Linked DNA regions of Homo sapiens: region 2 is linked to region 1. Evidence: chromatin loops called from intact Hi-C (ENCODE). Cell type or tissue: A673. All regions are shown on one strand. Each heading gives the region's core, and the rest is flanking DNA. Links, peaks and the distances in the headings are about the cores only. Region 1 has its middle 32 kb from the start of SVIL-AS1. Region 2 has its middle 14 kb from the start of BAMBI.

The links. Hi-C counts contacts between places; a loop is a spot of excess contacts. Peaks named below come from ENCODE experiments on the same cell type or tissue, not always from the same donor. Only the 100,000 strongest peaks of a DNase experiment are listed, where the experiment ranks them.
Region 2: a loop joins it to region 1, with 3 times the contacts of the local background. A loop is called at or near these places in 7 of 110 quality-filtered maps.

The regions. Positions count from the first base shown.
Region 1 is chr10:29,375,330-29,379,724 of GRCh38, forward strand. No RefSeq gene overlaps it. Among named protein-coding and RNA genes, the nearest start is that of SVIL-AS1, 32 kb to the right of the region's middle. In A673, for the core only: a CTCF peak has its summit at 2,215 (motif pointing right); a DNase peak (open chromatin) is centred at 2,222; H3K27ac peaks cover 1,651 bases.
Region 2 is chr10:28,661,514-28,665,908 of GRCh38, forward strand. No RefSeq gene overlaps it. Among named protein-coding and RNA genes, the nearest start is that of BAMBI, 14 kb to the right of the region's middle. In A673, for the core only: a CTCF peak has its summit at 2,513 (motif pointing right); a DNase peak (open chromatin) is centred at 2,548.

The DNA of each region.
Region 1 (4,395 bases), core at 191-4,190:
AAATTTTGTTTCCAGAAACTTCTTTTCTTTTCTTTTTCTTTTTCTTTGTGTGTGTGTGTGTGTGTGTGTGTGTGTGTGTGTGTGTGACAAAGTCTCACTTTAGCCCAGGCTAAAGTGCAGTGGTGTGATCACAGTTCACTGCAGCCTCAGCCTCCATGGGCTCAGGTGATCCTCCCACCTCAGCCCTCCTAGTAGCTGGGTCTACAGGTCACACTCCCATGCCTGGCTAATTTTTTATTTTTTGTACCTGCAGGGTTTCGCTAGTGTTGAACACCTGAGCTCAAGCAACCCACTCACTTTGGTCTTCCTGGGATTACAGGCATGAGCCACAGTGCCTGGCCTCCAGTAAGTTCTTAATAAAAAGGAAATAAGCTATATGCAATGATGGACACATTAAGCCATCATCATCCAATGTTCTCTTAATACAGATCATTCATTCAATAAGTGGACTCTGAAATTTTGCTTTTGGAAAGCCACCATACCTGGCACTGAAAAGGGTGCATTAGATGTAGACCAAATATTTAAATCTCTGTTATCATGGAAATCAAATGAGTGAACAAGTGTCAAGGTACGTTTGACCCTTCCAGTGTCTTCCCGATGCTGTTTGCTCTGATATGAGTTAAGATCTTGACTCTGGAGTCAGACTGCCTGGTTGTATTTAGGATCCACTACTAGCTGGTGTCCTTGGGAAAACAAAATAGGGATAATAAGAATATCTTATTCACGGAGTGGTCACGGGAATTAAGTGAGATGATATATAGGAAGCAAGGATTAAGTGAGATGATACCTAGGAAGCTGTAACAATGCCTGGAGGCAGCATGTGCTTTGTTTTTGTTGTTATTGTTGATACTGTTTCTATGTTTATATACATTTTTCTCTTAGAAAAAGAAAATTTTAGAATTTTCCTTTAGAAAAGAAAAATTTTTTCTAAAATATTATTAGAAAAAATATTTTGTCTAAAAAATAGTTTTCATATATAGTATATATATTGTATATATACTATATATACATTGCATATATATACACTATATATACACATTGTGTATACATATATGTATATATATATATATATATATATAGTAGAGATGGGGTCTCACTATGTTGCCCAGGCTGGTCTTGAACTCCTGAGCTCAAGCAATCCTCCTTCCTCGGCCTCCCAAAGTGCTGGGATTACAGGCATGGGACACTGCGCCTGGCCTAATGCTATATCTATAATGAATTTTTGCAACTCTGATATCTCATACATAGTCTAGGAGCCCTATAAACTAACTACTAGTGTTCTTTAAAAGATAACGTAAAATAGCAACAACGAAATAAAACAGTAGAATAAAAGTGCAAAGTTCTATGGCAGAATGGCGAAGGCTTAGTGTTGGAAACAATTATGAGAAAGGCAAGTTCCTCAACCTTCTAAAGTTTTGTTTTCTAACCTGTAAAATGGGGAGAATAATGAGTGCCTTGTTTTGGAGATGAGATGAGGTAATGTATGTAAAATTAGTAGGTTTGGTAGGTGCTATTACAGTGCAAATCGTTAATTGAGATATCATTTTTAATTAAAAGATGAAGATGGCCATGCACAGTGGCTCACACCTGTAATTCCAACACTTTGGGAGACTGAGGCAGGTGGACGGCTTGAGTCCAGGAGTTTGAGACCAGCCTGGGCAATATGGCGAAACCAAGTGTCTACAAAAAATACAAAAAAAAAAAATTAGCTCGGCATGGTGGCTCGCGACTGTGGTCCCAGTTACTAGGAAGGCTGAGGTGGGAGGATCGCTTGAGCCCAGAAGGCAGAGGTTGCGTTGAGCCAAGATGGCACCACTGTACTCCAGTCTGGGCAACACAGGGAGATCCTGTCTCAAAAAAAAAAAAAAAAAAAAAAAAGCCGGACTCGGTGGTTCACCCCTGTAATCCCAGCACTTTGGGAGGCTGTGGCCGGCGAATCACCTGAGGTCAGGAGTTCGAGACTAGCCTGGTTAACATGGTGAAACCCCGTGTCTACTAAAAATACAAAACTATAGCCGGGCGTCGTGGCGCGCGCCTGTAGTCTCAGCTACTCAAGAGACTGAGGCAGGAGAATTGCTTGAGCCTGGGAGGCAGAGTTTGCAGTGAGCCAAGATCACACAGCTGTACTCCAGCCTGGGAAACAGAGTGACAGTCTTTCTCAAAAAATAAAAAAATAATAATAAAAAAAGAAGGCACGCTGGCTGACTCAGGATATCCACTAGGTGGTGCTAGAAAACAATGGCCAATCATGAAGCATTCATTTTCAAAGACCTGGCATTTTAATCTTTTATTTGAGTGTATCAGGAAACAGTTTCTTTCTTTAAAAATTGTTTTTTATTTCAATAGTTTTTGGGGTGTCTTTTGTAACATGAATTATATAGTGGTGAACTCCAAGATTCTAGTGCACCCGAATAGTGTACATTGTACCTGATGTGTAGTTTTTTATCCCTAGCGCTCTTCCCCTTTCTGCATCTCTAAAGTCGATGATATCACACTGTATGCCTTTGCATACTTGTAGCTTAGCTCCCACTTATAAGTGAGAACATGTGGTTTTGGTTTTCCACTCCTGAAGAATAATGGCCTCCAGCTCCATCCAAGTTGCTGCAAAAGACATTATTTCCTCCATTTTAATGGCTGAGTAGTATTCCATGGTGTATATATACCACGTTTTCCTTACCCACTCATTGGTTGATGGGCACTTAGGTTGGTTCCACATCTCTGCAATTGTGAATTGTGCTGCGGTAAACATACGCGTGTGGTGTCCTTTTCATATAATGACTTCTAGGAAACGCAGTTTCGATGAACACTCCAACCTACATTCCTTGCATCACTTTGGGACTTTTACCTACTCCTATAATTCTCAAACATTTCCGCCCCTCTGCCTTCCAAGTAAGATGCTTACTCAGCCAACAATTCCTGAGTGCCTGCTGTCTGCTAGGTGCTGGATACACAAAAATGAAGAAAATGCAGTGCCTGGGCCGGTCATGAATTCCACTGTGGATGCGTTAAGTTTGAAGTTCCTGTAGTACTTCCGGGTGGAGATGTCCAACCAGCTGTTGACTATTTAGATTTGAAGCTCAGAATTGACATTCAGAATCAGGGAGACATCATACTTTGTCTGTAGTTGATCGTGAGCTTGAAAAGCATGGCCCAGGACAGAGCATAAAGTGGGAGGGGCTATGAGCGGGTACAGAATCCTGCAGAACGTGGGCATGCCAGCGAGGAGACAGGCTCGCGGAGGACAGAAGGAGGGTTCCGAGAGCCGCAGGCAGAAGCAGGGCAGGGTGGTGTCAAAGAAACCGGGGGGTATGAAGGGACAAAGGACGAGTGTCCCCTAGAAGAGAGAAGAAAGCCCATTGGATTTGGAGCAGGAAGAGGCCCACTGAGAGTGGCCTGGGGACAGAGTGCATGTGAAGACAGCCCAATATCGGCTGCTTTTTAAAAAATGTGGATGAGAAGAGGAGAGTCAGGATAGTTACTAGAGGAGCACTGAGGGTAGGGGGGAGTCGGTTGGGGGGCTTGGTTGGTGTTTGGCTGTTTACTTATTTACTTATTTGCATTGGGAGAAAGGGATCTGATGGCATTTACAGATGGAGGGAAGGAGCCAATAGTGAAGGACAGGCTGATGATTAGAACACATGAGAAGGGCTGACACCCCATCCCACCACTTTTCTCCTTGTCCCAAACAAGCTGTGTGCTCTTGGGTGGTTTCCTGCCCCCTCTCATCCTCAGGCACCTCACCTAGAAAAACATACAGAGTAAAATGGTGAATCGTGTGTAAGATCTCTCCTAGCTCTAAGAAAATTCCATTTCCAAATTTCAATCTTTCAGCTATCTAAACAGCAAAGGGAAGAATTATACAGGTTAAGTATGTTTAAATAACTGTCTTTGAAATGAAAGCCAACATTACAATATCTCACGTCACTAAATGCATGCATGTGGTAAAATGCAAAGCAACCCACTCAAAATAGTTGGTGTGTGGTTAACTGTGTAAATGGCATGTCTCCCTCTGCATGTGAATCTAGAGGCTGGCCCTTGAGATCCACCATCCATATATGCCACAGTTGAGTCTTCAGATCCAGCCTGTCGGTATTTCCATTCTCGAGCACTGGGTAATGTGGTCCTGGCATAGCTCTGTGCCAAACACGTGGTTAACACTTGGACTTATAAATTGTTTATAATCAGCCTCCCTGGCCAATTACAATAGAGAATTTGTATGCAAGTGAAGATATTCAGGCATGCAGAAAATTAAATAAACAGTCTATACACATGTTGAAATACATCTTGCAAATTGCAGGAAACATATTCACATTACTTTTTATGAAGGCCTCGGCTGTGTTTAAGAGGCCCTTTCTAATAAGGAATGTTTTGACTATGATCCTCCCAAGACACTAT
Region 2 (4,395 bases), core at 175-4,174, 710 kb before region 1:
GAGCAAGGAAGGGGTTACTTTGAGGGAGGGACCATTATCATTCTTGCTTCCAACTTAAACTATAAACTAAATTCCTCCCATGGTTAACTTGGCCTATGCCCAGGTGTGAGCAAAGACAGCCAGCCTGTGAGGCTAGAGCAAGATGGAGTCAGCCATGCTACACCTCCCTCACTATCGTCATCTTTCAAAGGCAGTTTCAGCCTGGAAGATAAAATCATCTCCAGGTCCTTAGCGATTGGTGGGTCTCCCATTTATGGTCCTTGAAATGGAACCAGGTATGGACCCCAGGGGCCCTGGGGTGTCCCTTCCATGGAAGCCATTTCCCTGACTGGTGTGAGGGTCAGGAATTTCCCATAGAGCATTTTTCCATAGGAGAAGGCCAAGCTCTGTGCAGAAGGACCTTGCAAATAAAATGAAGCATTGGAGAAAGCAGCTACTGACAGCTCCCTAGACAGGTTGCTTCCTGTAACTGAAAGCTGAAATCCAAGAATGACCTAAAACTCATTCCCAGAATTCCTTACTTTAGGCTCATAGAAACTGAGACAAGTTTGGGAGTGGTAGTTATTTAATCAACTCAAAAACAGCCCATATTTTCAGCTATAAAGTCTCTCCCCTTCCTCTCCTTCCCTTCTCCTCCCTCTCTTAACAATTTCTTGCCACATCCTGTTCAAGGAGAAACAAACCACTATTTGCCAGTGATGATCCCTTCATAGCTTCCCAGCCTTTGAGATGGAGGGTGGTGTCCTGAACTCAGAGCTTCGGTGCAGTTGGTGTGACCTTGAGGAAGCCATTTAACCTAGTCTTGGTCCCCTCAACTGTAAAATCAGAGACAGATGTGATCTTTCTTTTTTTTGAGATGGAGTCTCACTCTGTCACCCAGGCTGGAGTGCAATGGCACAATCTCTGCTCACTGCAACCTCTGCCTCCTGGGTTCAAGCAATTCTTCTGCCTCAGTCTCCCGAGTAACTGGGATTACAGGCTTCCGCCACCACGCCTGGCTCATTTTTTGTATTTTTAGTAGAGACAGAGTTCACCATGTTGGCCAGGCTGGTCTCGAACATCTGACCTCAGGTGATCTACCCGCCTCAGCCTCCCAAAGTGCTGGGATCACAGGCGTGAACCACCGTGCCCAGCCTCATTTTTATTAATTAATTAATTAATTTTTGTTTGTTTTTTGAGAGAGGATCTCGCTCTGTTGCCCAGTCTGGAGTATAGTGGCATGATTATGGCTCACTGCAGCCTCAATCTCCATGGCTCAAGCGATCTTCCCACCACAGCCTCTGAGGAATTTGGGACTACAGGCACATGCCACCATTTCTGGCTAATTTTTGTATTTTTTGTAGAGACAGTGTTTCACTGTGTTGCCCAGGGTGATCTCAAACTCCTGGGCTCAAGTAATCCACATGCCTCGGCCTTCCAAAGTGCTAAGATAACAGGCGTGAGCCACCGCATCCAGCCCCCATCATTTAATTTAAAGAGTGGCTGATGTGGTCTCACATAGCTCTTAGCATCCGCATGAACTATATGATTAATATGATCAGTATAGACTGGGGATTAATGTAGAGTTAGAGGCTGATTTTTCCTGTTAGTCTCTTGGCTTTGGTCTCCAACTGGATAAGAGTTCCTGTTAATACAATGCTGTCAGTTTCAGTTAGGGACAAAAATTCAGTCGCCCATCATTTGGTGTTATATAGATCAGGAAAGGAGGGGATCATTTCTTAATTCATCTGTTTGGGGGCTTCCTGTTTGTTTGCTTTTTAAAGTCAGAGTCAGTCAAAAAGTTTGTATTCAAGACCAGCCTGGCCAACATGGTGAAATCCCATCTCTACTAAAAATACAAAAATTAACCAGGCATGGTGGCTAATTCCAGCTACTTGGGAGGCTGTAATCCCAGCTACTTGTGAGGCTAAGGCAGGACAATCACTTGAACCCAGGAGGTGGAGGTTGCAGTGAGCCAAGATCACACCACTGCACTGCACTCCAGCCTGGGCAACAAGAGTGAAACTCCATCTCAAAAACAAACAAACAAACAAACAAAAAGTTTCTAAATTTGTAGGGGAAAAAAAGGCCAGGTTTAGATCATAGAGATTAGGAATGATGCCTTGTACTGTTCAGTTAGCACATTTCCATTCAAAAATATTAAGACCCAGAAATGAACTCGGATGGCCCAGAATAGAAACTCTCCCTTCTGGTGGGTGGCACACACTCTTAGGCAAGGGTGATTTATTTAGAACAATGGCCACTGTTGCACTTCATGGCATATATGCACCTGCTGGAGGTAACACCACCTCTTCTCTGTCTTATGCACAAAGGGAATTTGGCTCATTATTGTCTGAAGCCTTAAAAAGACTCTGGGAACAGGGGTCACAGTCCTCTTTTACTGAGATCATTGCATGACATGGAGACAGAGTCATTAAAATATCGAGTCTAAATATTTCCTAGAACGACCTTGCTTCTTGTATCAACAGCAAACAGCAGCTGCTGTCTTCCCAGCTGAGCGCTGCTTCCCTCTCACCACAAGAGGGCGAGAAAGACCTGCGACAGGACCTCTCCCTCCCTGCGGGAGGATGGAAGAGAAAGCTCTGGGCTCCGTTAAGAGGGCATTTTATTCTCTGGAAAATAAAAGTAATAAGAGATGCCAAAGTTCCAGTGTTGGCTGAAGAAACAGTGGTTACCCTGGTGGGTTTTTTGTTTGTTTGCTTGCTTCCCCTCGCCTCAGTCTTTTAGAGCTTGGAACATAATTATTCTCTAGAGAATGAACACAGCATTATTATTTATTATTATTATTATTTAGAGACAGGGCCTCACTGTGTTGCCCAGGCTGGAAGGCAGTGGTTTGAGCAGAACTCATTGCAGCCTCGGACTCCTGGGCTCAAACAATCTTCCTGCCTCAGCCTCCCGACTAAGGGGCTACAGGAATGCACCACCATGCCTGGCTAATTTTCATATTTTTTGTAGAGAAGGTTCTTACTATGTTGCCCAATCTGGTCTTTAACTCCTGGCCTCAAGCAATTCCCCAGTCTGGCCTCCTAAAGCTCTGGGAATACAGGCATGAATCACCAGGCCTGGCCTGAACACATTATTTTAAGTAACTTGAATGATGTACGTGTAAGAATCCAAACATTTGATAAAAGAGGGTTTGAGGCTGGGCACGATGGCTCACACTGGTAATCCCAGCATTCTGGGGGACCAAGGCAGGTGGATCACGAGGTCAGGAGTTCGAGACCAGCCTGGTCAACATGGTGAAACCCCATCTCTACTAAAAATAAATACAAAAGAAATTAGCCGGGCATGGTGGTGCGTGCCGGTAGTCCCACCTACTGGGGAGGCTGAGGCAGGAGAATCGCTTGAACCTGGGAGGCGGAGGTTGCAGTGAACCGAGATTGTGCCACTGCATTCCAGCTTGGGCAACAGAGTGAGACTATGTCTCAAAAAAGAAAAAAAATAAAGAGGGTTTGATGGTTTGGAGCATAAGCTGCTTCTCTTGCTACCAGGCTATGTGATGTGCAGAAAACTTGGGAGGGGACTGGGGAGGACAGTGTTTTCAAGAGAAGAAAAGCCAAGAGGCTGGGATATGGTGATCTATTCCTGGTACTGGAAGGTCCAGTACACCTCCAGTAGGTACACCTCAAGAGGTACTTACCAAGGAAAAGTGTTAGCAAAAGCAGGGAAAATAAACTATGACTGCTCCTTAAAGAAAGATATCAGATCTACTTGGGTTTTCCCTCCTCTCTCTCCCACCTCCTTCCTCTGCCTTTTTTGTCTGGAATTATGATACGGTATGAAATGATTTTTTTTTTAGACAAAGTTTCACTCTTGTTGCCCAGGCTGGAGAGCAGTGGCACAATCTCAGCTCACTGCAACCTCCGCCTCCCGTGTTCAAGCGATTCTCCTGCCTCAGTCTCTCGAGTAGCTGGGATTACAGGTGCCCACCACCAGGTCCGGCTAATTTTTGTATTTTTAGTAGAGACAGGGTTTCACCATGTTGGCCAGGCTGGTCTTGAACTCCTGACCTCAGGTGATCCACCCGCCTCGGCCTCCCAAAGTGCTGGGATTACAGGTGTGAGCCACTGTGCCCGGCCATGATATGAAATAACTTATAAGGAAGATTGGTAGAGCCTGCCAGACAGAATTTACCTTTAATCCATCGAAAGTTAAATCTGTCCAGTTGTTGACCAAAACAAAATGGACATGAGGCATTGTTTAGAGACTGGTCAGAAAAGGGAGAGAGAAAGTGCCTTTCAGTCATACAGAATACACGTTTGGGAGACTCCCATTGGTTTAAAATGGATCCTAAACGTGAATCAAGATCCTGCTTATGGGCTGGGCACGGTGGCTCACGCCTGTAATCCCAACACTTTGGGAGCCTGAGGCGGGCAGATCATGAGGTCAGGA